Regions from separate parts of the Mus musculus genome. Here all the other regions are linked to region 7. The links are chromatin loops, found by intact Hi-C in ENCODE. Cell type or tissue: left cerebral cortex. All regions are shown on one strand. Region 1 overlaps Gm29260 (a long non-coding RNA gene). Region 2 overlaps Pantr1 (POU domain, class 3, transcription factor 3 adjacent noncoding transcript 1). Region 3 has its middle 27 kb from the start of 4930448I06Rik. Region 4 has its middle 84 kb from the start of Tmem182. Region 5 overlaps Gm29260 (a long non-coding RNA gene). Region 6 has its middle 69 kb from the start of Gm29260. Region 7 has its middle 94 kb from the start of 4930448I06Rik.

Region 1 (4,000 bases), 610 kb after region 7:
CATCCTGTTTCTTGTCCTGATTTAATAAATCTGTAAGTGCTTTTCTGAAAGGAGGGAAAAGAGCAAAAAGTAAAACAATTAAAAAAAAAAAACAACTATGGGAGAAGGCATGGAACTGAGCACCCTAGCGGCTGCCCTGTTCTCATTTTTCTATCCCAGCACCGGTTCCCATTCATAAGTTCAAAAATATCTCTGGATGGTAGTGACTTGTCACTACAGGGTGGAAAGAGACACTGTTTAGTTCAGAGAGTAAGGTGATGGGGCCAGACCTTCCTAACAGCAGCTCTAGGGCTAGAATGGAGAACAAGTCTATGCTCAGGGTTTATAAAGGAGGAGATCAAAGCCCCACTGTTCTTCCTAAATGTGCAAGATGACAGGCAGCCATTCACACATAGCTTGTAGGCCTGACCACTTGGGCTGTCACAGCTTGGGTCTGCAGCCATCTTGCTGGGCCCTACAATGTCATCCATTCCCCTGGCTGGGAACAGAGCACAGTGGGCCTTTCATACCGTACTGACAAACTTCAATAAGCAAAGCCTTTACCCGTATGACCAAAACACTCACTTCCACGCTATACTTAACATCACTTGAAGCATAGAAAATTCACTGAAAGAAATATGTATTTGGAAAAAAATATTCTATTTGGAACAAAAGATTTGAAAAAATATTATTTCAGATAAATGCACTGAAAAAGAAAAACAAAGAAAGAAAGAAAGAAAGAAAGAAAGAAAGAAAGAAAGAAAGAAAGAAAGAAAGAAAGAAAGAAAGAAAGGAAAGAAGGAAAGAAGGCTTCAGGTTCTCAGGATCCCAACATATATTTAGGTAGAATCTCCCATTTTCATTCATTTATTAATACATTCATTTATTCTTCCACTTAATACATATTTAAAGAGTCATGGTGAGAGTGTAGGTTAGACTGTAGAGTGGAATAGGGTAATGAACACCACCACTGCCACCACCACCAACAACAACAATAACAGCAGCAGCAGCAGCAGCAACAACAACAACAGCAACAACAGCAACAATAACAATTCCTTTGCCTCAGAGAACCTACATTCTAGTCAGTGGAAGACAGAGGGAGGGTGCAGGAGCGAAGGAACACTTCAGATGTAGAAAGGCTCCCAGAGATGGGGGGGGGGGTGGGGAAGGAAGCAAAGAATAAGCACAATGTTCCTTGGGTGGGTGGGGCCTGTAGAGGCAGCAAGCAGTACTTGGGAACCTCAGTAAAGACATAAGGAAACTATAGAGACCGCCTGACCGATGATGTCAGGAGTCAAGAGAAGCACCCGATTTGCTTTCTCTTACATTGTCAGTTGGCACTGACACTATACATGGAGTTGTCTTCTATCCCATCAGAAGGCATGGCAGGTCCTGACAGGGTCACCATTCACACAAAATTTAGAGATCCCAACCCAGGATTCTAACTAAGAAGTTTCCAGATTAGGACTAGTAGTCATGATTGGTACTTGCCAGGATCCGTGGAGATCAGCAGATACCAGGCGATAGCTCCTTTGTATGTGTCATCCTTTGGAGAGCAGTCTGACTGTCTGACATATTTAAGAAAACAAGATAATAAATACAACCCAATGGTTTTCTTTAATATTAACATGAAGTAAACCAGTTTTTCCTCTCCCAATTTTCTTTATGAAATACCACCAAAGGCATCACTGGTGTTGCTTCCTGCGATGCAGGAACTCGGTAATCGTGCACAACGTGCACACTCTTGTTCAGCTGCTCAGCACATGGAAAATCCTCAGGCTTAGTCCCTTTAAAGCAGGAGAGTTTCCGCCAATATTTCTGTGCAGGGACTGCAAGGTACAAAGTACATCTGCTCAAGACAAGCACAGTAGGCAGAACCCAAGAGCCAACACGGCACTGCTGCATTGTGGAACATGTTCACATGCATTTCTTTGCCAGGTAGGTCCCCAAAAGTTCCTAAGTCCCGACGGGTGAATATCAATTTTGTGTGACTTAGTTTGGGGAGTCCTATCCTTCTGCATTCCATATGCTGAAAATCACACTTGCATGAAGGCTCCATCGGAAGCGGGAGTCTACTCCGAGGTCCTTGGAGCACCAAGAGCCAATTTCTGTGCCAACCAATCTTTCCTCGTCTCCTACTTCTGTCACTATGGCCCCTTCCTTTCATGTCTGTGTGCCCTTCCTGAGATAATTAACTCGTTATCTAATCCAGAAAATTCTTTTTTTTTTTACTTGCTTGGCTTCTTTGCTTTAATAAAACAAAGCTGAAATCTAGGCTTTGCATTTCAACTTCAACGTCCTGGACGAGACACTGGGAGGAGAGGTGGGTGTGGGGTGCTGGTTTCATGGCATGTGTTGAGCTGGCAGGAGCTAAGATCCCTAGGAGAAAGGATCTCTGTAAACTGACTGAGCTTCAGACTCCTGGCTTAGAGAACAGCTGCTCTGGGTTCTCGGTGGGGATGGCAGTGACCCCCAAGCACCCTGAGGGTGTGGCTGGAGTGCTGTGCATATTCCAGTCACTTCCTGCAACATTTGGCAGGCAGTGCCCAAGCAGCAGGGAAGGGGTTAGGGTGAGGGGGCCCAGTCATGCTTGCTGCAATTGTCCCTGATTGATGAGGCCAAAGGACTGTGGAATCTGCTTCCATTGAACGGAGTGCTGAGAGTGCTAGGCTGTGCTTGCATGTAAAAGATATAAAAGTTTGAACATGATCTTACTTTATGATGAGGAAAAATATCCCTACTTTTAATCTATTTGTCTTTTTAAAGGCAAAATGTAAATACCATATTTTTCCTATCATGGAAACTAAACAAAAGAAAAGAGTTTTAAATTATTCACAGAGGAAACAAATCAGGAATCCTGAATTAGACTGAAATATTTAAAGCAATGGCTCTATTCAACTTGCCAGTAACTTCTGCACATCCTGGAAAATAAAAAAATAAATAAATAAAAATTGTAATGGTCTCAAAGCTAGGAGAAAAATGACAACTTCTTTTAGCTGGAAAGCAAAATAAGCATTAATATTTCTTCACCTGGAGAGAAAGTTATTTTTTAAATTTGTAATTTAGTACTTTTCCTGTGATATTTAGACATCCATCATTTAAATACAGGAATGGATAGCTGCATCTCAGGACCTTGAGCTCTCCCTTGCTTCCTTCTGTTGGGTTTAGATTGACGTAAGTACGTGAAATGGTCCAAGACTGCTTTTCCTGTCGACTGTCCACTCACACTGTGCTACTGTGGTGCGGATTGTGCCCAGTTAGACTTTGGGTTTTTCTATAAATCTCCAAAGGCTGTAAACACCAGCAGTCCCCAGTGGCTTAACAACATCACCCCCCCCCCCCCCAACCACATAATTGCTAAATTGTGCATGTCAAATGGCTGCAGGATATTCTGTCCCATTTCCAGCAGGTTATCGAGGCAACTTGCTGGAGAATGGTGTTGTTTATGTGTCCTTTAAGTTGGAAACTCAAAGGTCAAGAGTGGCCAAAAGCGTTTTCAGTGAGTAACTGCTCCCTTTGCCCTGCTCCTTAACAGGCCTCTCCAGAGATCCTTACCATTACGATGAAATGTGAGTGTTTAGTTTCTAAGCCAAAGCTCACCCTTATTCCCTGACTTTATTGTCCTTAATCACAATGATTAGTCATTCCATATATTTATTAGATGCCTGTGCACAACTTAACGTGATAGTAGTGATACATTTTTCTCATAATGATTTTAAAGGCATTTTTAAAAAAAAATACGTATTTTAATGCTTTAAATTCAAGTACAAACAGTAATTAAATATCAAGTGTACAATAGTATTTAGCCTGAGTATGATAGAAGAGCCCTTATTTGTAGTGGGACAGAAATGTCTCTCCTTAATGAGAGAGTGCTTTTTTGTCTGATCTCTGAGCTGACTTAAAAGTAGGGAGTTTCAATTAATATCCTGTAACCCTGAGCCGTATGAAGCCATTTAGCAAGCAGTTCTGAATCTCTGCCCTTTCCCCGTGTTTTCTGAGAGTCACACTCTACAGCAGTCAC
Region 2 (4,000 bases), 1.4 Mb after region 7:
TGATTACTCCTTCAGCCCGTTCTGAAGAAACCTAAGTGCTTTCTCCCTTCCTTCAGAATATATAAACCAGATATTAAAGAGATAGAAAGTGGGGGAGGGGTGCATACTCCAAAACCTTAGCAATACCAAGAAGTGACTAGTCCACTGTTCACCAGATAAAGCCTCTTTTCTAACCAAAAGCCAGTGTTGCAGATCCCTCCCCATTTGTATAAGCCATACATTTGGGTAAGCCAAACATCTATTTTAATGTGTAAAGGCTAAGAGAAGCTGCTTTTGTGTTGTACTTTGTTGGACTGCCTTGTCATTGTCAAATGGAAGCAAATGAGGAGGTACCCACTTCATGTTAGGCACCTCTGGCTCAGGTAATTTTCTACGTTCTCTCATTTGGCAAAAGCAACTGCAGTATTCTCAACAAGTCTGTAGCTTTTGCCCACAACTTTGGATCTTCATTGATCCTTGATTATCCCCTAAGTCATTGCAGAATTCTAACATGGCCCCTGTAAACCAGCAGGTCACCTCAAATTAACTTGTTGCTTTGCCCCAAATTCTTATTCTTCTGTTTCTTTTGCTGAAAGTGGACCACGGGGGTTCCCACCACTTCCTTGTTCTTCTGAGTATATTTTTCAGAGAGAGAGAGAGAGAGAGAGAGAGAGAGAGAGAGAGAGAGAGAGAGAGAACAGACAGCTGCTTAGACAACCACAGCTCCAAGAAACTATAACACAGGAGAACATGCTGTATGAAGAACACGGAGACCTTCACCAATGTTTTGCGATATGGATGAATAAAAAAAACAAAGTGTCCCCTCCCTACTAATACGTTCTGAATGCTCTGAACAGCCCTGAGCATGCAGAGCAAGCTAAGCTTGGGGTTTGTCCCACTCTGTGGACTTCTCCTGGAAATCTTTTGTCTGCAATGCAGAGCTGAGGAGGAAGGCAGTGGTTTGGTTCGCATGAAACCTTCCTCAATTCTCCACTTGAGTTTATTAGCACAAACCTAACACTGCATCTTCTGACGCCAAATGTGTAAGGTCCAGTGTGAAATCATATGGTATACGTGTATTTGAGCAAGTGTCTCTTGCTTACAGGATTCCTATAATCTTTCAAACCTAGATGAATTCACATCCCACTTCAATCCAACCCCGACCTGCTAAAATTAGTTTCACAGAAAAACTTAAGGCTGAAGCCTGGTTGGCTTGGAGCAGTGTTGAAAAGAAGCCAGTGGCAACAACCCCCACCCCTAGAGGAGCAGCAGAGCTATCAGAAAGGTCAGGCTTTGTGACTCCTTTATTCACAGGTGCCTTCAGCTGCACTGTGGAAGCCAGCTTCACACCCTAGTCACTCCAGCCTTGGCTTTCTTAGTAACTCTCTAAATCTTCTTGGGAAAATTGTGTAAGACAAACTGACTAAATCCTCAAAACCAAGGGGATTTGCTCTTCACTGTTTTAGGTAGCCTCCTAGTTTGCTACAAAACTTTTTCGTTCTTTGTCAGGGTTTTCATTGGCAGCACACATACACAAAAGGAAAAAAAATCTTAGGGGCAGAAACTTTATGTTCCACTAAAATTCCTCTTTATCTGTCCTTAAAAAGGTTCAAGTCCACGGTTACCTCTATCCTCTGTCTAGCTTGTATTTTCTTTTCTCTACAGAGCCCTTCAAGGGTAACTATTAAACCCTTTGAAAACAGTAAGAATGAAAGTAGCTACTAGGTATCAAATGGACTGAAAGATCCCAGGCACCTGCTATATGCTCAAGACCCTAAATTATACCCAGTTGTGAGATTATGCCCTGCTGAAAGGACCATCATTTTTACATATACCATATACTACCTCAGAATTCATTTTGCTTTCTAGTTCAATTCCAAAAAAACAATCACCATCATCAGCCTGAAAGATAGTTTCTTAAGTAACCTATATTGTAACCATAACGGTTCTCTCTCTCTCTCTCTCTCTCTCTCTCTCTCTCTCTCTCTCTCTCTCTCTCTCTCTCTCTCTCTCTCTCTCTCTCCCAGCCCATTTTATTTTATAAACAGCCCTAACCACGCTTTCCAGAGAGAAATGGGGAAATAGTTTCAATATCCTCTGGCTTCCTGGGTCTTTTACAGACATGGCTAGTGTGGGAGAGACCACTGTCCTGGTATTTTAAAACTCTGTGTTGCCCAATCATTTCCTTTCTTCCCTTGAACATGCACAGGAAAGGTAAGGGTGTTTGTTCTTCTGGCAAATTTGGAAAGACTGATTTGCTTTTGAACTGGCTACATTTTCCTCAGCTACTGCTAAGTCGAGTCAGTGCGCCCCCTGCCGACTAGTCAATAGTGTACTGCTAAGCAAAGTTTATTTTGTTCAGTAAACCGTGTCATATAAAATTAACAACAACCAATAAAATTAGCTTATATGTTTCAACTGTAAAAGTCCAAAACAAAATAAAGCTAGTTTTAGTAGTCCTAGAAATCTCTAGTTTGGCTTCTCCTCTTTGGCTGAATCAAGGTCCTTTTATCTAAAGCCCAGTGCACAAACATATAGCTTAATGTGACTAGTGTTCTTCCTTTTATTTCTTTCTCTATGGCAACCAATATGCTCTGCTCAGAAATGTTCCCCATCAAGGAAACAAATGATCTTCAGGGAGCAGCTCTATATGGCATCTGGTCCAATGGAGCACACGGAGTTAACCCCAGTCAGAGGCAAGGCTGTAAACAAGGGGAGGGAACCTGGCGATGCTGAGCCCCTCCTCAACTGACACCTCTTCCTCCCTCATTACAAACCACTGCATTGATTTAGCATCAACTGTTTCCAAATAAATTACCAATTCAAAATTGCAAGGTGTTCTGTATACAAAAGTGCACTATAATTTCAGACATTTGATACTCCCCTCCCAATGTGGCTTTCTTCAAAAGAACAAATCCAAGAAGCATTTAAAAAATCATCCCCAGACCATTTCACTAAAGTAACATAATCACACTGGCCTGGACTTAGCATCGCTATTTCTTTCGGCCATATTTATTTAAGTAAGTATATCCTTGAATTTTATAAAACCGGGAGATAGTGATAAGGAGGGATAGATCTGACTGTCAAAAATAGAAAACATGGAAAATCTGGTTCTCTATACTGAAGCTCCATTGTCCTTGGGGAGTGGAGACCCAGGATATCCTGGTTAGTTTTGATTGATCACCTTCTTTCTGATGGGTTTTCACTACTGAGCCAGCACACACCGCCTGCTCCCCACTTGCAGCTTTAACTAGGGGGACATTGACTTCCTGCCTCTTCTCCCTCACTTCTTCCTCATCTCTAGCCCTCTGCCCTCTGGTTGCCAGCCCCCTCCCCTCTTCACTGGATCCTACAGCTCCCTGTCCTAATCTGGGCAGACTCACAATTCAGACACCCCCACCAAGACAGGCCAGGCATCTCCCTCTTCAGCCCTGATTCTCTGGGGAAAATTCCAAATAAGAAATATTTATGTTTAGTAAACAACTCATTTCTAGGGTTTACCCCTCTCATGATCAACAACTAAAATTAATAGCTCTCTCTCTCTCTCTCTCTCTCTCTCTCTCTCTCTCTCTCTCTCTCTCTCTCAGAAGGGTAAAGCTCTTGCTGTGAGGGCCATTGGAATCAGTCCACCTTTTTATGTATTATTTTAGCAACGTCAGACCTGTCTTACTAACTCCCTTCCACACACTTTCCCTTCCCCGCTCCTCCCAAGCAATGAAAATAAAGCTTCCAAACCTTCAAGAACACAAATAAACAATACACCAGAAAGGAAGGAAAAAGAGGAAGCAGAGCAAGAAAAACCAAACAAACAAAACAACAACAACAACAAAAAAAACACTTACCCAGCAAATTCCCAAGGTTAGACTTTTAAATAAAAGGTGGTGGTTGGTTTTTGGTTTTTGGTTTTTGTTTTTTGTTTTTGTTTTTTGTTTAAAAAAAAAAAAGTAAGGTTCCTGGAGGGGCAGAAGAGAAGGCATATTCTCTACTCTCCAGAGCCGAGTTATCCTTAGCCTTCTCTTTA
Region 3 (4,000 bases), 120 kb before region 7:
CAAAGTCTTTGAGCACAGTGCAAGATAGAAAAATGGAGTGGGAGGAATTTTTGGGGCTACTTTGCAATCTAATAATGTCAGCTTTTAGGGCGGAGGAGTAGAAAAATGGAGGTGGTGTAACTAGAATAAGAATATTCTAGGATTAAAATGTTATCTTTAAATATTGTGCTCCCACAGCACAGCAACCCAGGGCTTTCATGCTGGCTGCCAAGAAAGACTAAATCTTTTTCACTGTAGAAGTAATTAAATGTTCTCAGGCACCACTAGGTGGAGATGTAGGTTTACTCACTACTCTCTTGGCTAAGATGGCCCAGGGATGTCTGGAAAATCCTTAACAAAAAATTTACAGTGCTGGAGATTGATCAATTATGAACCCTGATAACCTCACATTCATGCTAATCTTTTAGGAGGAGGGACATACAGAGTTTTCTTTTAAAAGTCATCACATAACCACATCAAATGGACCTCAATGAGAACCATAAGTGGTTTTATGTGAATAATTTCTACGTCAAAACTTTAGATTGTTAAGGCTGAGAGAATCAGTATATCCTGGTTATGAACTGTCTACTGCCAATACACATATTGTCCTTTATTCTCACACCAGCTGGTGGTTCCTAGCGAGAGAGAGAGAGAGAGAGAGAGAGAGAGAGAGAGAGAGAAGAGAAGAGAAGAGAAGAGAAGAGAAGAGAAGAGAAGAGAAGAGAAGAGACGAGCAGAGAAAAGAGGAGGGAGAAGGAAGAGTTTCCAAGCACAGAGTTTTCTTTTCAGCTTTATTAGTGACAATGTGCCAGCCACTGGCAAGAGCTGGAAAGTGCGTGTTCGAATGTGAGGGGTTGTTTCTAACTGAGGTACTTTCTGAGAATCTCATTACATCACATCTCAATGTGTGAAGTGTGATTCACGGCACAGTTTGCTAAAGGCTAGTTAGCTCTTGTCTCAACAGTCTTAGGTGTCTAATATCCCATTAATCAAACCTTAGTGAAATGAAGCATTTCAGTTTGTTTTGGCTAAGCCTCCCTTCTCTACTTAGTTGACCCCTTTTCTTTTATGTAAACTTTTCTATGCCCATTGGTGGATGGCATGAGCTACCCGATGCCTTCCAGAACAGACAATGAGTACCAACCGTTTTCTGGGAAGGCAGGGAGCCATTTATTATTCTTCCTTTCACACTTGTCTCCCAGATGAAAATGCCCTTGAAGTTCATTTAATCATTCATCCACATTTTCTCGCTCCCCCATTCTCTTCGCTTCTTTCAGAGGAAGAATACCTCGCAGATTTCATCTAAGTCGCCCATGTAACCCTACTCCACAGAGGGGCTATTCCACCTGCCCGGATCCCATTTAAAGACTTGATTTTCTCATGGAGGAAAGCAACTCTCCACTCACGGCTGGGAAAGTTCCAAGAACAATGCTATCACTGCCTCGCTACAGTCATGGAAGTCCAACGCCCCCTCTGTGAGATACAGCAAAGTCAAATAAATAAATAAATAAATAAATAAATAAATAAATAAATAAATAAATAAAATAAAGTTTTGCAGTAAGCCATCATTATACCAAAAGTTAATCAGGGTGTCAGGATGGCTGAATCATCTAAGTTGCCAAAAGATATTTTTAAAAAAATCAGGAAGGTATCTTATGCTTGAATATCAAAATGTTTACAATTTAATGGCCATATAAATTAATTAGTTAGGACAAACAGTTAACATTTTTAGGGGCCACTCATTGCCAGTGGGAACACGGGAGTTTATGTGTAAGACACAATTTCCAGCCTAACACTGATCTTTGGCTGCTAGAAGTTAATGTTAAGGAAATTTGAATTCCTTTTTCAATCTGCATCGGCACTAAGGACTGGATTATTCAAGTGCAGAGAACACCACGGAAAGAGGAAGTTGCATTTTTCAGGCTCAGCCATGTGCTCTTTAAAATGCTTGCTTCATGGCAGTCTAAGCTTGCACTGACAGTGTCTGGTCTGCCTGAAACACCCCAATAGAACTGTAGAAAGCACAGAGTTCGGCAGCCTCTGCTAGACCTTTGGGAATCTTCTGGTCTGCACTGGTCTGACTCAAAACAGCAGCATTAATGCTGCAGGACTACTGTCTGCATGACTCTTCTATTCAGCAAATGGAATATTCCAGGAAACACTAAAGTTATAGAAATATACAATCCTTCAGGCGTAGGGAAAAAAAAATTAAACGTACCTTTGTAAGATGTGGCTTTCTCTAAACTACTTGGCTTGTTTTCCCTGCCTGTAAGCAGTAAGTGCTAAAAAGACCAAGGGGTTTTTGTGTTACTATTATCCCTAGTTTAGTTATACACTAGAAGCTCAGTGAGAAAAAGTCACAGGACTTGCCCAGGAACACACAGTAATGAGTGAAGAGATCAGGTTGCACAGCCTGGCAATCCCCTGCCAACACACACTTCATAATCATATTTCATTCATGTGCCACAGGACAACATTTCCTTGAATGAGAGACAAGCTCATACCCCAAAGATCCCATTAAGGTTATCTCACAGATTAATTGTAGTTTGTAAGTGTATGATGCTCAAAGACAAAGAGGGGCCATTGGCACATTCCCAAGAATACACCCCGTTTGTTAAGGGACCCATGTCCAAAGAGATTTGCTTCCAATATAGCATAACTTTATTTATTTATTTATTTATTTATTTATTTATTTATTTAAGAAAAGATTTTTCTTAGCTAATTTGGACATGGAAATTACCCTTTAAAATACCTGATGGTAGTGCCACCTTTTCCCAAGAGATAAACGGAATTTTCTCAGTTTATCTTTTCACATAATAGGATTTTTTTAAAAAATTAAAAATAGCATTTTAACATATCATTAGTCTTCCCTAAAGTAAACATACGATGTATACTTTAAATCTGTTTTTAGTACAGTCAGTACATGTACATAAGGATGCTATTGGGAAAGTTTTTTTTGTTTTTTGTTTTTTTAAAATTCAGTCTGTATTATTCCTTTGTAGAAGTACAAAGGATTTTAAAAATCAAAATATCTTTAGAATAACACTATATATTGGCTAATAAATAGTTTCAAGCAATATTCATATAAATATCATACACAATCACTTGTGTGCATGGGATTATGTCTGAAGAAACTCCTGCAATCAGCATAAACTTTTCCCAAGGGAAATAGGTATCTTTGAACCAGGCATAATCTAAACATAAAAGTATTGTTTTACTCAAACTGAATATTAGAGAAATTCATATAGATGAAAAACTTCAAATCAGGACTTAGTAAGAACCAGAAAGTACAATCTCTGCCAGCCCCCATCCCTTTCTTAGCGAGACCCCAGCTCTTTGATCCCGTGGAAGTTTAAAATCTTCATAATCAGTTACAGTTTGTGTAGAAAGGTCGAGGGCTTGCCTCAGCACATACTAAATCTTAAGACTTGGCTTAAGAAAATTCACAGTAGAAGAATAAAAAGATTCTCTTGGTGGGTGAGATAGGAAGGGAAACACGTTACACGGAGCCTTAGACTAAGCAATTATTGGGGCTCAACTTGCTCTTGCTTGTCATGCAGAGGAGGCGATTGCTATGAGACTTGTGGGCACAGATGAGCAAGGGAACAGAGGTTAGGTTCCCCTTCAATTCTTCTTTCCCACACCAGGCGGAGGAGACCCCCAGTCTGCCACCTGTGTTTCTGACAAACCTGTGTGACCTTCTAACCACCATACCCCCCATTTCATCCTTAGTAACTTTGAAGTTGGGACTCAAAAATGTTTCCACTTTCACTTTTAGACTCCCTGGTCTTGCCCAAAGGAGTGTGTGCTTCCTGGATGTTTTCTTTCAAATGTCTGGGAACGTAGGGCAAACCAAATAGAAGAGAAAAACAAACACTGAAGAGAACAGAAAAGGAAATGGGCTACCTTGAGAGACTCCTCCCCCCACTGACAGAACAAACGTGGCATCAAAACAGGACGTCATTTGTCATGCACGACTCCATTTGCTAGATGTGAATCCCATGGAAGGACATTTATCTAA
Region 4 (4,000 bases), 390 kb before region 7:
TATCCAGGTGGAAATATATTTAGAGAATGTCTGGTTGTTAGAGGATCGGCATCCCAGTCTCTTTTCACCTCTTTACCCCACCCCTTCTAGAATGCTTTAAAGCAGGCCAGGGAGCTGATTCTTAGTCAGGTAACCTCGCAGGTTTCTGCTTTGTACTTGGGAAATCTCTTCCAGGAATGACCACCTGGTGGCGGTGCTGGGCACATCTTCTTCTCTGGAGTCTGTGTTAGGAACGACCTTGCCTTTCTTTCCCATGAAGCGCTCAGCCTGCCAAACTTAGAGGTACCACACATGCAAAAGAACGGGCTTCCAGCCAGCCTGTGGATCGGGCTGCGCAGGGTCCTTCTCCAAGGCTTTGCTCTATTCACGTGGGCATAGAAGATGAACGAGTAGTGTGCGCGGCTCCTAGTTCACTTCCCCTGTGAAATTCGCCTCCCACCTTTCTGACTAATTGGTTTAAAAATACCAGAGAGCTGACTTTCTTGTTATTGTTTTGTTTTGTTTTTATATAAGACTTGGGGTTTTCAGTTTGTATCGAAACGATCACTAAGGTTTCGTTCAGGCAGCAGACAATCGTACAGAACTTCATAAGGACAGCAACACACACATGCTCGTCGCTGCCCTGCTTGTCCCCACTAAACATGAACTATGACCTTGTCTTTTAAAATACTTCTAAGGCACAAAACAGCGTACGTTCTTTATTTGATTTGATTTTTTAAAAAAGTTTTTGTGAATATTAGACGATGCCTGGACCAGTTGGCTTCATGTTCCCAAAATGGCTGTAAAGGAAGGAAAACCTGCTGCAGGTACCTACATTGTACAGGAAGTGCGTACAGATCTGGTGGGGGCTCTGGCACCAAGTCACCAAATCTTACTTAGGTTTATCTGCCAGTAGAAGGCACACAATAAGCACTAGGCCTTGTGTCAAAGACTGAATGACCCGGTCAGGGTTCCTGTCTTTTGGGTGTTAGAATGTGCCAGCAAAAAACTGATCAGGTCAGCTGGGTCCTCCCACCCAGGAACATGTGACTTTCAGATCTTTTTAAAGCCCAGGCTGTAGACTGCACTAGAGGCCAGAGAGACTGCATGGGAAGCACGGAGCACAGCAGAGGTGTTTGTATGCGGTGGGGAGGGGCACTAATCCATAAGCTCCAAACTTGGTATCTTCGATGTATTTGTTAGCTAAATTATGTAAGAACTACTGGCGCACTTGGCCCATATTCTCCCTCTTGTAATTGAAAATTAAACCTTCAGCCCAGGAAAGTAACTGTCATTTGAATGAAGTTCAAACTCCACTTTCAAAGCTCTGAGCCCTCTGGACGACTTCCTAACCGGATGGTGTTGTTCCTTACAGTGTCTTCCCTGACAAGGTCCCTTTGCTGGTGACTTATATTCTTAACAGCTTAGAATATGGTATTTAGATGGTTGAAACTGTGTTTAGTGAACTTACTGACAGTCATCTTTCAGTTCAGAGCCAGGTCAGTGGGAAGATGTAAAACTAATAATTATTAATATAATAATAATAATAATAATAATAATATACTTTTGGTCATCAATATCCACATACTCCTCTATAAAATTTTAGGATGGTAAGCCAGAATAAGTTGTATAAAATCATTCAAAACACCTCCTGAAAGTTAAAAAAAAAAAATCAATCATATGTTTCTCTCTGTCACATTTTGGGTCTGAACTAATTTATTTGATGATACATCAATGATGAGAAGAAAACAGGAATATTTAAGAAATTAATGATATGGTGCCATGGATCTTCTGCCAACCACTTACAAAAAGAAGCCAAAATATTAATGGTATAAAATATGTTTCTATACATTTGGAATCTTAATGAGAGTCTTCTGATGTGTTGCGGGTCGGGTGCCAAATCCGCCTATACTCCAGTAGAGCTCAGGTATGGAGGAGAACCATGTGCAACTCGGATGAAGGTGAACTGAAAAGTTAATATTCATAGGATTTTAGTCAGAGCACATTCGTTAGAGGAAAAGGTAGAGAGAGACCTAAGGGATTATTCAGTTTGTGTTTGGTGAAACACAAAAGACGTCTCATAGTTTGCTGAGGAAAACTGTGGCGCTTCTTTCACTGGGTCCTCTCTCCCTTAATTTAGACTCTTGCTGGGTGATTCTTGCTTCTACACTGTAATTTCCAGTTTCCCCTAAATATAGACTCTGGATCCAAGCCATCCTAATTAAACAGCGAGGTTCTTTCGTAGCGAGCTCGGATGCTTCCGAAATCAATTTCAAGCTTTACGCGGTAGGCATGTGACCTGCCTCTTTGCCTATCCCTTTATCTGTTTATCTTGAAATGGTCAATTTCGAGTAATATTTTAACGGCAGGTTTGCACGACTTGCGGGGGGGGGGGCGTCTGGTTGATTACATTTCCTATATTACATGTACATGTAATTATTAACCTTGCTATGTTCGGGGAGGAGGTTCGAGGCAATCTTCACACTTTTCCCATCCTGAAGTAGACATCCATCCCTTTCAGTAGGAAGTTAAGTCTTTGTATTATAAATGAAGAAAGTGAGATAAAATGTTTTTTAGCCTAAGGCTACCCGGAGAAACACGCATCAGATCCTTTTGTTGTGGCACAGAATTCATGTCTTTTCTTGACACACAGCTGTTGGAGATAATGGGATTTTCACTAAGGGAATAGAAGGTGAGAGCGACTCAAACACCAGAAACTCCCGCACATGCCAACTGCAGGAGCAAGCTGGAGGCTGGGAGGCAGCGCTTGGGGGCTGGCTCAGGAGCCCTTGTTCCTTTGTGCCATTCTCAGAGCTGGCTCAAGTCTCCCAGAGGGCATCCAGCCTGGGAGTTCAGGACCTGAGCATGCGCTCAGCATTCCCTGCTGCCATGCACCTCAGAGAACACCACACAGCTCTCTTTGGGCTCTGGTTATTGCAGACAGCCGTTTGCTCTGACTACAGCTGGGGATGGGGAAGAAGGAGGCGATCCAAATTCTACAGGAAGGCTGCAAATCATTTTCTCTGTAACCCGAAGTCCCCGTATCTGTTGCGGGAGCCATTTGAGAGTACCTTTAAATAGACTTGGATTTGTCCTTTGACTTTGGCTTCCAGAATGTAATTTTACTCTCTTTCTCTCTGATTGTGGTGAGGTGGTGAGCACCGCGGCTGTCTTTTTAAATTGCCTTTGAAAGGCAACGACTTCTGAAGCAGCTCTTGCTTGCCCTGAGGCTTAGGAGGTCAAGGAGCAAAATTCAGACACATGGTGAGCCAGAGTTCTCCTCAAAGTGTTTGTGGTCCCCGGCCACGCATTAGAATACCACTTCAGGGATTCTGAAATAGCTAATACTGGGAAACCTTCTTCCCACAGGCTAAATCAATTTCTTCAGGATGGGCTAAGGGCACGGGTGAATTTCTAAAAGTTCCACTAGTGACTTGAACTTGCAGTCGGGTCTGCAGATGGCTGTGCTCATGGAAAACCTTGGTGATTTCAGGGGCCCCGGTGAGAGTCACGGCCTCCAGCTGAATTGCTGACATCTAAAATTAATTTCGGAATGCCTTACTAAAAACAAAATAACCCCATCTAAGAAAGCAACCTGGAAATGTGGAATGAACAGGCAGGACAAAGATGAATCCTAAACCTGTCCTTAACTGTTCAATAGCTCAGTCAGTACTCTACACGCTCTGCAGTCTATAGGCTTGGGTGTCCTCTGTGTGGGTTAAAGTTAAGAAGAAATAGCAGGAGAGAAAGAGATGTTTTAAGAAATGAGAGGAAAAGGGTATGGGCTCAGACGGAAGGGTTGGTGGGGAGCAACTGGCAGAAGGTAGGGACAGAAAATATAATTGGAATATATTGTATGAAAAAAAATCCATTGTCAATAAAATACTACTACAAAATGATTATGCTAAGCCTGTTGGTACAGGTCTGGGATGCTAGGTACCCAGGAGGAGGAGCAGAAGGCTTGCCAATTCAAGGTCTTCTGGTTAGAGAGTGAATTCAAGGCCAGCCTTTGGAATTTAGG
Region 5 (4,000 bases), 540 kb after region 7:
GTTTTAGAAGTCTATTGTGACAGATCATGTACGTCTTTCCATATCTGATTTATTTTATTTCCCCCAAGCTCCAGTTCTACACATTCGCTCAGCTCTAATGCAGTCTCCAAGGAAGCAGCTCACTTCAGTCTCCGCTGAGATCCTATCAGGCCCTGCAGGACCCCTTTCAGTGAAGCGGGAGATAAGCATACTTCATTTTCCCTAGCCAGCTGCCTGCAGACATTTGGACAGAGTCCATAGTGGGATCTAAAGGAGAACTCAGACTTACCTCTACACTGTATCTGTACACATTTGTTATGCTACTGAAAATGTAATGATATTCAATATTAATATCAACTTTAATTTTTTGAACTTTCTTAAATGTTTAAAAATAATCACTTTATTTTCTTCAGATCAATACTTAATCTCCCCGAAAAGTTTATTTCCTTAGTCATTACACTAAACAAAAACAGGTATTTTTTTGTTTTGTTCTGTGGGGGGGGGGGGCATGTATTAGGGGAACGCACTTAACAATTGTTAAGAATAGGCCGTGTGTGTCTTTGGATCCTATTTTTACCAAAGAATTCAGTAGGGAATGTTGGTCACTAGACCCTAGTAGTTGTAGTTAGGATATACTCTACATTAGTCATTTTTCACACCATGTGAGGAAACCTCACTAAATTTAGCATGATTAAATTTGAGCAGAACTATATATTAATATTTCATTTTCAATTAAGTGAAAGAAAATCTACCTGGGATAATAAACTTTATCTGTATATTGTGTCTGTAGAGAGAAAAAAATTGATACTTTATTTAGAAATACTAAAACTCACAAATCCATGATATCAATACTTTAGCAGGCAAGCAAGAAGGGCCAGTATTTTGGATCTCTTATTAAGATTAAGCAGAGTCGCTTCCTTGTGGATAACTTTGCGCATTTCTATGTGGTTAAAACCAGCTGAGAGAGGCGAGGAAAGCTGAGCTATCACTTTTGTTTTATTTTATTTTTTAAAGTGGCTACTGTAGTGGCAAAGGGCACCACCGGCTTCTTTATTGTTACACCACCAGTTCTGACACGAGGGTGACAAACATCATTAGTTTTCTGTTGTAGCTATTGTTGCTTTTGATGACGGCTTCTACAGGGGCCATGCTGCATTCACGCTTTGAGTTCTATGAAGGGACTCCTGAGCTGCCCTGGGACAACCTTGCCAGGTGTAAGGAGCATGGCCCTTGATCTTTGTTGTTCTAGCTGCATGGAATTTCCCTTCCAGCCTTGGCTGGGGAAAGTCCTATTAAGTGCTTTTCACAATTTTCTTGTATTCGTGGGTTTCTTTTATTAAACCAGATACAAGTTGTGACACGATATTAATTCAATCACTAATAACAGACTGGGATCGCGAATCTATGTCAGCAGGTTGGTGTTGATGAAGCCGTAGACATTGCTAGAATATCCTTTTAAATGCTTGCTAAATTTTATTTCTGCGGTGATAGACTGCTGGGTTTATCCCCACCCCACACCCCACCCCACTTTTCTCTCAATCAAAAAAAAAAAAAAAAAAAAAAAAAAAAAAAAAAAGAGCACAAGTGTCCCTCTATGTATGAGCTCTGCAGTCCCAGCTTCTCTGTTGCAAGGCTGGCTGGCAACCACTAGAGGGGAGGAGACAGCCGGATTTATTGAAGGCTCCAGCAGAGATGGATGGTGGGGAAGGCGTCAGAGGAGGAGGTGCCAAGCAATTGAAGTGGGTTATAAAGGTTTGCAAAAACAGGGGAAAATAGACTTCTTAGGATATGCAAAATTTTGCTTCATATAAATGAGAACTGACTGGAAGAGTGGTTAGAAGGTTGCAGCGCATGTACCTGTAATTCTGTAGTCCTAAGAATTAGTAAGGCGAGCCATGAAATCCGAGTTAACACTTATGAAAACAAATGGCTCTTTCCCCAGGACTGTAGCTAATGGTCATGTGCGAGAAAGAACAGCTACTGGGGGAGAACAGGAAAGGAGTCTAAAACGATCTGTCTGTTTTGAGTAAAGAGGAGTCCAGGGGCATACAGCTCATTTCCTAAAGCATGCCAAAACTTAACCCTGTTCACGTCTCTTAACCCCTTACATTCTGGGGCCAAGAGAGAAACAGAGGAAACATCCCAGAAGTAAAATAATGATACAATATACCCAGAGAGAGGAGATGGGAGGAGGGAGGAGGTGTTTGACCTTCCTGGAATCCTGAACTACAATATCCTACTACATGGACTTAAATCAAAAAAATTGTACTGTGGGATGAGGGGGGTCACATATAGCAGTTGAAAAATACCTCTGATGCTTTTGAATCCAGCTTGACCTCTTTGATCTTTAATTTTGGGGAAACTAAAAGGAAATAAATATACTTAATGTTAGTATTGTTAAAGTATTGCAGTGTGGAGCTGGGGACTGTTCTGTGTGCTCTCCTGAGCATAATTGCACTGAGATCATCCTGTTTCCATTTTGAAAGCCACTGGCAATTACTGGAATACAATGTATCATGCGTTTGCTCACTGGATATAAAACCTATATACTAATTCGCAATAAAATGTAACAGCTGTCAGTGCATTTTCTGCTCTGTTACTTCAATAAATTGGAACTCTGACTAGAAAATGGGAATGTTGCGTTTTTACACAGTCTGTAATGTGTTTGCTTTTTGCAAATACAATTTATTTTTTTCATGACAAAAATTGTAGTTTGTTATTACTGCTAGTGGATAAATATTCCTATATCAGAATGAATTACATATGGTACCTGTAAAGAAGTAGTAATATTTTCTCTTTTTTATGGTAGCCTGTCTTCAGTAAACAAAATACACTTAACCTACTTCTGTCGCATACTGAGGTTCCCACCCCCCATCATGATGGCTGTGTGCTGAGAGTAGGAAAAGATGCATGAGGTTTTTTTTTTTTTTTTTTTTTTTTGTTTGGTTTTTTTTTCCTGTAATCTCAGGTGCCTGGATCTATCAGTAACATTTATGTCCAGACACTATCACACCCTACAGAGTTTATTTTTGTTTAAGTTTCAAATGTCTTCCCTCGTGCCTTGACTATGCAGATTTCCTTAGGATGCTGAAGTAATGTCTTTGAGTTTTATTTAAAATAAAAATGCATGAACATTTCTGTAATTCTGTTACTTGAGGTCAGACTTTTCACAGATAATTAGCCTTTTACACACTGTGAAATCAACCTGCATTGGTTATTTGGCTCGACTCTATGCTTCTGTTCTTTATTTCCCAGAAGGTTAACGCGCTGAAAATCTAGCTTCAAGCTCATAGTACTGTCTCTTTGTGTTGCTAATTATCCTGTTGTATAATTATTAATATCAGGAGCAGGAAGAGGAAACATGCACACCAAATAGTCGTGAATGCTGGTGTTCTGGCAGGAAGCAAGCCCTGCATTAATAAAATGTGCCTGTGCCAATATCACAGGAGATGGGAGCGTTCCTTGTTAAGGACCATTTATTAACTGAGATCATCTTTTAGTTCGCCTTGGGGTAATGACTGATGTCAATGGCAAATTTCACAGTTGTCTAGAGAAATGAATTAAATTTGTAATAAAAAGCCCTTCGGCTTGTTGTACATGTTCATTTATTGGCATAGTTGAACTAAGAGAACTGTAAGGCAACTGAGAACGTCGGCTTAATTTTCCTTACATATAATAGTGACCTTTAGCTCCATATTGAAAAAGTTACCTATTATAGACTGGTAAATTAAATGAGAAGTTCCTTTAATGCAAAATAAACCAGATGGCTAAGCTAAGTTAAATGGCCTTTGAGCTTGTAAGATCCTTGGTAGAAAAATATTCTTTCTTCTTGAATAGGGAGAGGTCTTCTAGTTAAGCCTTCATAAAATAAGTGACGGGACATAAAAGCAGGTGAAGGCAATCATTCAGTGTGAGACGGCGAGGTCTTGTCCTTGGCTACTGCTGTGTGTGTGTGTGTGTGTGTGTGTGTGTGAGTGTGTGTGTGTGTGTGTGTGAGAGAGAGTGTGTGTGTGTGAGTGTG
Region 6 (4,000 bases), 400 kb after region 7:
AACCCACTTTGAACGATTCATGAGACTACAAGGCACCATGTTTCAGAAGCAATGGCCTCCCGAAGAAACATTCAAAGACTGCATCAGCTTCAAGCAGGATTCTTTCTCAACGGTATTTCTAAAGTATCATTATTGCCAGTAGTGATGAAAACATCCTTTTAATGATGCTGTTTTTCCTGAAGAGATGAAAAAAATGACTTTCATCAGACAGGGAACCAGTGACGGATCAAAGTCATTTGCTCCTCTGACATCCAGGCACCTGGATTACAAGCAGGTTTGAAAATACCTGGTACGTGTGGTATTAGGGATGAGACCCAGGGCCTTATGTATGGCACACAAGCCTTCTATTCACTGAGCTATGCCCACAGCTTTAAAATCTAATATTTAAATGGTTGAGAATTATATATATATTTTAAGTATGGGATATCTCTTATGCAAGGACACATTTCTCTCCTCACTGAAGTAACCACAGTGGATCAGGGTTGCTTTATGAGGTTTTCAGATCACAGACACTTTTTCCACAAGAAGCAAACAATTATGTTTCATATGCATTGTTACCAAGCATATTAGATATATAATTTTGAATTTTGCTTCAACATAATACTTGACACTTTCTTCTGATATAAAACATTTTTATATACTATAAAGGGGGAAAAGGTGGTTTTCAATTGATTGTAACTCTAAGATGTATCCAACCAAGGTTTCTGCTTTTGAATCCAGAGGCAAAAAGGAAAAGAAAAGAAAGGAATTAAAGTTTTGTTCTTTAATGGTCTTTTGCAATGTTGGATCCAGATGAGGGTTACAAGCAGCAGGGAGTTCTACAGTATTGCTTTTGCAGACAGGAGTTTGTAACTTAGTTAAAATGCCCAAGGGATATGGGCAGGATCCTTGATTATCAGGTTCAAAGTTTATATGCTAATAAAGTCAAACATCATGTGTTCTATGCCATACAAATTCTGGAGGTATTCAATAGTAATTTTTCTGAGAATATGATTAAAACCACAATTTACTGACAAATGCATCAATGATGCTGCTTTTCTAAAAGCCTGATTCCTAAAGCAACATCATCAAGGACAATATGCCCATCATTCAAAAGAATTCTACAGCATACAGAAAATTTCAAGATTCATTTGAGTCACTCAGGAATTATTTAAAACTCAAGGAGAAATGCATATCACAAACAATTGCTTCAATGCCCTGCCATAATTCTCCTTCACAATGCAGGAACTACAGCCACCTCTGCCATGGAGAAAGCCCAAGTAACGCATACACACACCACACCCCACAAACACACATGCACACCCACACACCACACCATACAAACATACAAACACACACAGACGCTACACAATGCTTATATATGTAATCTATTTATCTGTGTTTATATATACATTATATACATGCATATATATATATATATATATATATATATATATATATATATAAACATATGTTGTATAAAATTTGTATACTTGTATGTAACATAATAGAAGCCATGCTAATATCAAAACTATACTATAGACTGTATACTCCCATAAACATACAATTTATATCAGACACTGGTACAATGTGTAATATACTTAGTTTCCACATTTTACATTTCAATGGAAAAAGTAACTTTTTAAATGTTGATTATTTTATATTATAGTACTATTTTGTTTCTTTTGGTTGCTGTTTTCATGTTACTTTACAAATAATGAAGATCTAAAATGTTAATTGTAATTTTTTTGTAAATCATATTTCCTGATTTGAAATGGAGGGGGATGCATTTAGCAGTAAAAAGAATACCACTCTGAACAAAACCCGCGTTTTACACAGTGAATTTGTTGGGCTGGGAACATATGTAATAGAAATGCATTATCATTTATTACTCAATTAAATGATTCTTTAATTAATTTTCATTTGTTTCTTCTGCTATTTAAGAAAAGCAAATTTCGAAAGCTTAAAAAACGATCAACTTCCCATCTCTTCTCTTCCTTGGAATAAAAGGTTTTGTTTTTTATTGTTTTGGTTTTGGTTTTTGTTTTCCCTCTTACAAGACATCAGAGCGGAGTGTGTCAGGGGAGAGAGTGGCTGGCTCAGCTGAGGAAGGATGGGAGCAGGCAGATTTTTGGCAGAACTGAATGTGTTAATCTGCAGTGAAATTAGCGATTTAAAAAAGTATTTCTCAGCTGCACATCTGAAAAAAAATTATGGGTCTAATTTTCCTTTGGAAATTTAAAATGTTACAAACTCGTAAAGATATAATTATCTGAGTTTTTCCACCCCACACTCGCCATGCACACAAAAAGGAGTGGGAATTATGTATGGATGTAAATGGGGTGACTACTGCAAAGAATTTAGAAACATTTCAATAAACATACTTGCAAATATTTTCGGTATTTTAAAAAAGTAGGACACATATGTTAAAGCTGAGTGAAGAGGGTCTAAAAGGGAATCTCCAAGCGTGCAGTTTGCTTCTATATTTGTGTGAACCATTTGGTTAAGTATTTTGCAAAATATCTACACTTTATTTTCCAGTCCTTCTGGGATTTTCAAAATACTGTATATCCTACAATAGACTTTTCAACATATGTGTAAGCTGTGGTGTGAAAATAATCGTGGAAATAATTCTAGATCTATATAATCCCACAACCTACTTGCCTTGAATTGGCTGCGTGTGTTTTTCATGTAAGTATGCACAGAAAATATTCAAGTGTTTCACACAAAACTCATTTAGATCCCAAAGCATCTCTGGGGTTGGCACGGCGTTGCCAACCCTGAAGAAATTAGACAACATTTAATAACATCAAGCAGGAGAGCTTCCGCTTTGTCAGATTCTTCTAAAAGTTTCGTTTGAATATAGAGATGTTTAGTTCAAGTGCTCATTCTTTCATATATTTGTAAGTAGGAAATGTTAAACACATTTAAGTTTCTTAAAAATTAATTACTTAATGCTTTTCCAGGAAAAACTTAGATTCCTAAGTAGTAAGTCTTTTTGTTTCCATAACTCTCATAGGAAAGAGTTTTCTGTGGTTCCGGGGTCCCTCCACACCTCTCTCCTCAGAAGTTGTTAGAAGGAGGTTTAAAATAGCCAAGGCTTTTCTTTAACCTTTTCTTTCCTAATTCTCCTCCTCCAGCTTTTCTTTACCCATTTAAGATGTTATAAAAATTAGCGAAGAAAATGCTAGCACTCAGCAGAACTATACACATTCGGGTGCTAAATAAATACTTTTGATGGTGATGAATGCTGGCAAGCCTCCATGGAAGAAAGACCTTACACAAAAGATGTTATAATTATTATGTTTAAATGATTATGCTATAATTATTATGTTAAAAATCTCCCATGCTTTCAGAGCAGCTCAGCAGTGGCAGGGCTGTGACATCCCCATTAAGCCTTATCTATTGCTAAGGCACTTGCCACCTTCACAGGCAAGCCATTCGAAGACAGTGGTGTGGCCAAGCTAGAGCAATCCTGAGTAACGGGAGGGGGACACCGTGGTGGCAGGCTGTGCTTTCTCTCCTTTCCCTTTTTGAGAGGCGTCCTGACACCAAAGAATTACATCTTCAAATTTTGCTACAGGGAGATCTTGGTTCTTTTGCTTCACAGACTGCTGGAGCGATGACAGGGAGTTCGCAGGGATTTACCCACCTCTTTGGTGTAACAAACACATATTTCTCTATAGGGGAGATGAAAAAGCTGGACAAATGTTAAGTATTTTATCAGAAGATGGAATCTTCCTAAAAATGATCTTTTGATTCTAAACCAGCTCTTGGGTTTCCACGGGTTCAGAGATGCACACAGTATGTCAGAGATGCACACAGTATGCTCACGTTTACAGGTTTTCTGGGGACTTTTATTCTAGGTTAAGATAACAGCACCTCAGATCACCAGGGCTTGTCAACCCTGAGAGAATCAGAAAAGATAAAATTTCCTACTCAACAGCTCTTAACTTTGTCAGGTTTCTCTAATAGCTCAGATAAGATGTAGAGATGTTTAATTCAAGCATTAATTTTACAT
Region 7 (4,000 bases):
AAACTTTCAAAATGGCAGGTCCCCCCAGATGGTTACGTGAATGAGGGCTTCTGAGTCCAGGCCTGGAGTGGTGGGTGTTCCAGTCATAGTTCAGTCAACACTGTTTATTGATTGCTCGCTGTGGGCTGAGAGCTGGGCTAGGCCATGCTGCTGTCACAGTCTGATGTGGGGATAGAGTCAATGAAGAGGGGAGTCTGGAAATGTCACAGGTCTCTTTTGCTGAGAAGGATACTCTATTGGGCCCCTGTGCTGTTCCAGAGTACAGTGGACTGAATTCACTGGGAGAGAGAAGGCTTCCTTCTACTGTGCCACATATTGCTGGGTGGGAAAAGTTTAAGGGTGAGCATCCCCGAAGTTTCTCGCATCCAGGAGAGAACTAAAATCTCTAACTGGCAAGCGTGCTCCAGACATGGATTAAAGGATCCTGCTTATTCACCCCCAGCTGGATTGATTCTCCATCTTTTAAGTACTCCTTATTACTATAATGGAGGACAAGTCAGCATTATTATGTATTCCAAACAAAAACTCAGTATTTTCTCACTATTGAAGTATGCCACCAAAAATGTACACGTTTTGTTGAATTGCAACTTCACTTGGTAGTGAAGTCTTAAAAATGAAAGCCAAATCCTTGAATTTAAATTAATAAAATGTTTAAAACCACCCAATTAGCTAATAAACACCAGAGTAACCCCGAAGCTTGCTTAGTTTGTTGTTTGCTGGATTACTTTGATGGTATCAAACAAACCAAAACAAACAAAACTCCTAAATTTTTGCTTGAAATGAAAACTTAAGGTAATAAATAAGACAAGTTAAACAACAGAGTTTGAATGGGTAGGATAAACTGCGCTAATATAACAAATCTTTCAGGTCACATTATATTTTATATCTTTTAATTTATATATTATATATGTTTAGTTTATTTATTTTAATTGCAGGATTGAAGATGGAATGCAAGGCCGCACATATGCTAGGCAAGCACTCTACCAGCAGCCATTTTAATCTTGTAGGTTATTTTGGAAGTTCTGAATTTAAAGCATAAAATATTTCATAAGGTAGCCAAATATATCCAAACAAATGAATCTGATGGGTTTTTTTTCCAAGACAAAAGCAGTCTTAAAATCTGAGTATATAGATAATTTGTAGAGATGAGAATTAAAGTCTACCAGGGATCTCAATGAAAATCTCCAGAAAAAATATATATATATGTAATCAAATATGAGGTACATGTACTGAGTTAACCTATGGCCAGCTCATGGCCCATGTGAAGTGAAAGTCATGCTACATTTTATTACAGACTCTGCCTTCATGGGTGATCTTCAGTATGTTTTATTTTAATTGAAACTCTTAAGGAAACTGGCAGTATTCTTTGGGTTTCCATTATTCCTACTCTAGTCTATCTGTTGATGTGGCTGTGTGGTATTTATTCCTCTGGGAATCACCATGGTCACAATATCTAAGACTGTGTTTTACTATCCCCAGCCTACCCACCCAAGAATTAGTTTCACCCCCTTGGGGGCGACATTGTCCCTGCTGCGAATGAATGCATGGCATAAGCTAATTCCTATTTCCAGACAGGGGGCAGATCCGCGCCTTGCAGGAACTCCAGACTTTCTTATCAATACCTTATTGCTAAGTGATAAGCAGAGGAAGTTTTGTAAGTGGCTTTGAAGATCCTAGGACGGAGAGTGGTATTGAAAAGCCGGAGGAATCAGAGTTGGCTATCCTTTGCCTCCTGTCTGCTTCTTCCTAGTGAGTGTACTGTCAAGAACAGTCAAGCAGTTGAGCTCCTGTCCCGAGCAAGGGACCCAAGCTGCCCCCCAGTCAAGCATCCTTGCCTTGGTCCGCAGCCGGCCAGGCAGTGCTGCAGCAGGTCCCTCTGGCTAGCAAGCAGGTGAGGAGCCAGCAGAGTGAGCGTTTGATGTTGCCAGCTCTCCTTTGCCACCCAACTTTTCCCCCCTTCAAAACCTCTTAGCAAACTTCAAAGGCCTCCTTGCTTCTTGCCTTAATCCAGTGCACTGAGACCTCTAGTTCAAAGAACTTTCCTTAAACCCTCTTCTTAAACGGCAACCCAAACTTTTTTTTCCCTTTCCTTTCCACAAAGTAGCAATTACAGCTCCGTTGAGTGGCGATTGGGCTCGGCCGATCCGCTCCTGCTATTAATTAATCTTACAAAGGGGGCTCATTTCCTGGCATTCAAATTGACAAGAGACCAGAGAACAGAAAATCCTTTCAAGCAGTTCCAACTCACCGAGGGGAAGAGGTATCAGAGGAGAGAGCCCCACAGCATTTGAGGTGGAGGGCACATCTGATACCTCCCTGTATATTCTGCGGATTGAGTGATTTTTGTTCACTGAGAGCTCTTTGCTAATCTTGTACCTGTAAAGCTTTAACAGAAGGCACCGTGGCTGGCTCACAAGTGCAGCTCCAATCTGACAGAAGAGATTTGCAGGAGAGGCACCCCCCCCCCCATCCCAACCTCCAGAAGGCATCTTCTTCAACGTTACACTTCACTTTAAACAGAAAAATGTTCAGTTTACTCACATAGAAAAGCCCTTGGAAGAGGAGGAGATGAAGGGAGGCGAGAAAGCAGGAGCGCAGACAAGAGATTAAAGCTTTTTATTCAGTATCTCTTTCGTATTCAAATCGTGCTAAGGGCTCTGTGAAACTTAGAAGCAAGCTTGTTCAGGAGGGCTTCTAAAGTGTGTACATGGATTTCATGGGAATGGAAAAGAAGCCACAGCCTGGGAAATGAAAGAGAGATAAGATGTCCCTATGTAAAAAGCCGGAGTGGTTCAATTACTCCAGCACACCATCAAGGCAAGCTTTGAAGATTTGAGAAAACACTGCTAAATTTTAACAAAAAAAAAAAAAAAAAAAAAAAAAAAAAAAAAAAAAAAGAAAGAAAGAAAAAAAAAAAAAGAAAAGAAAAGAAACCAACCCTCATGTTGCAGGTTTTGTACCAATAAATGTTTGTATACTCTGTGAATGAATTACTTAAGCTGTAGCCCTCACATGCATACATACTGTTTCTTTTCTTTTTCTTCTTTCTTTTTTTTCTCTTTTTTTTCTCTTTCTGGGTTGGGGGGGGGCACAAAGGAAAACAGTGCATTTTGCAGGAAACTAATGTCCTTTATCAAAAATGTGACAGAGAGAAAAAAAATATCGGAATCATTTGGGGGAAAAATGATAACCCTCCCGAACCAGGTGTCTTTGATTAAAATAAAAACCAAGGTTGGGTCCTCATCCCTCATTCAGTTTGAGTTAGTGCCAGGTGGCTGTGTTTTGACGCGGATTCAAGGCACTCAGTGAGATTCTGTTAGTGAGAGTTCCTATTTGAGAAAAGGACTCCTTCCCATAGCCACATTGGTAAGGTCAAATAATGGTTTCATGGAAAGGGAAGCAAAGGTTTCAACCGAGAGAGAAAGTGACAGACAGAGGGCGTTGATCCTGGCTCCTAGGGAAGCCAAGTGTCCAAGTGTCCGGATCTCACAGGTCTCCAAAAGCAAGTTGCACTTAGCAGGGAATTCCAACCCAATTTGCAACAATGTTGGGTTCTTTAAGTGGAAGATATCCACCTCCTCCTCCTTAGGCTACATGCTGTCTCATTTTCTATGCAACTCCTTGGTGATATCATATGTATTGGGATGTTGAATCAATTTCAGACCTCTTTAGGGTTTCTCTGCAATTTTTTTCTGGTGTTTTTTTTTTTTCTCTCTTTTTCTCTTATGTGAATATTGACTGTTCTTCCCATCCCCGATCAGAAGCACAATCATGGAAAATTCATGTAACGAGTTTTCAGAAATCATTCTGAGAGAACTCTTAAAAATGCATGCTGTCTGTATCCCTTAATGCTTTGTCCCAAAATAATAAAAATCAGCTGGACCATTGCTCTCTCTCTATGTAGTTCAAAGAGATTAATAGAGAAGTTCTGATTTTTTCTGATCAAAGGCTTCTTGTAAAATAGAAATTAAATATTATCTCGTAGCCTACATCAGGTGTT

Evidence for each region. Hi-C counts contacts between places; a loop is a spot of excess contacts. Peaks named below come from ENCODE experiments on the same cell type or tissue, not always from the same donor. Only the 100,000 strongest peaks of a DNase experiment are listed, where the experiment ranks them.
Region 1: a loop joins it to region 7, with 2.6 times the contacts of the local background. A loop is called at or near these places in 2 of 42 quality-filtered maps.
Region 2: it touches region 7 in a loop (5-fold over the local background); 8 of 42 quality-filtered maps call a loop at or near these places.
Region 3: it touches region 7 in a loop (3-fold over the local background); 4 of 42 quality-filtered maps call a loop at or near these places.
Region 4: it touches region 7 in a loop (3.0-fold over the local background); 2 of 42 quality-filtered maps call a loop at or near these places.
Region 5: a loop joins it to region 7, with 2.6 times the contacts of the local background. A loop is called at or near these places in 4 of 42 quality-filtered maps.
Region 6: a loop joins it to region 7, with 5 times the contacts of the local background. A loop is called at or near these places in 3 of 42 quality-filtered maps.

What each region holds. Positions count from the first base shown.
Region 1 is chr1:41,885,921-41,889,920 of GRCm38, forward strand. The region is part of intron 1 of Gm29260 (a long non-coding RNA gene); the gene reads left to right. Among named protein-coding and RNA genes, the nearest start is that of Gm29260, 140 kb to the left of the region's middle. In left cerebral cortex, no CTCF peak of the experiment used is centred here; DNase peaks (open chromatin) are centred at 1,938, 2,387 and 3,224; H3K27ac peaks cover 612 bases.
Region 2 is chr1:42,689,120-42,693,119 of GRCm38, forward strand. The region is part of intron 1 of Pantr1 (POU domain, class 3, transcription factor 3 adjacent noncoding transcript 1); the gene reads right to left. The region is part of intron 1 of Gm46091 (predicted gene, 46091); the gene reads left to right. Among named protein-coding and RNA genes, the nearest start is that of Pantr1, 3.7 kb to the right of the region's middle. In left cerebral cortex, a CTCF peak has its summit at 2,301 (motif pointing left); DNase peaks (open chromatin) are centred at 1,166 and 2,277; H3K4me3 peaks cover 3,583 bases; H3K27ac peaks cover 3,782 bases.
Region 3 is chr1:41,152,473-41,156,472 of GRCm38, forward strand. No RefSeq gene overlaps it. Among named protein-coding and RNA genes, the nearest start is that of 4930448I06Rik, 27 kb to the right of the region's middle. In left cerebral cortex, a CTCF peak has its summit at 255 (motif pointing right); DNase peaks (open chromatin) are centred at 198, 942, 1,381, 1,946 and 1 more place.
Region 4 is chr1:40,887,617-40,891,616 of GRCm38, forward strand. No RefSeq gene overlaps it. Among named protein-coding and RNA genes, the nearest start is that of Tmem182, 84 kb to the left of the region's middle. In left cerebral cortex, a CTCF peak has its summit at 187 (motif pointing right); DNase peaks (open chromatin) are centred at 249, 2,152, 2,750 and 2,838.
Region 5 is chr1:41,808,878-41,812,877 of GRCm38, forward strand. The region is part of intron 1 of Gm29260 (a long non-coding RNA gene); the gene reads left to right. Among named protein-coding and RNA genes, the nearest start is that of Gm29260, 68 kb to the left of the region's middle. In left cerebral cortex, a CTCF peak has its summit at 1,640; DNase peaks (open chromatin) are centred at 1,085, 1,175, 1,654, 2,431 and 1 more place; H3K4me3 peaks cover 913 bases; H3K27ac peaks cover 1,544 bases.
Region 6 is chr1:41,672,190-41,676,189 of GRCm38, forward strand. No RefSeq gene overlaps it. Among named protein-coding and RNA genes, the nearest start is that of Gm29260, 69 kb to the right of the region's middle. In left cerebral cortex, no CTCF peak of the experiment used is centred here; DNase peaks (open chromatin) are centred at 2,231 and 2,672; H3K4me3 peaks cover 362 bases.
Region 7 is chr1:41,273,229-41,277,228 of GRCm38, forward strand. No RefSeq gene overlaps it. Among named protein-coding and RNA genes, the nearest start is that of 4930448I06Rik, 94 kb to the left of the region's middle. RefSeq lists an enhancer at 1,248-2,818. In left cerebral cortex, a CTCF peak has its summit at 1,520; DNase peaks (open chromatin) are centred at 113, 1,531, 1,782, 2,216 and 2 more places.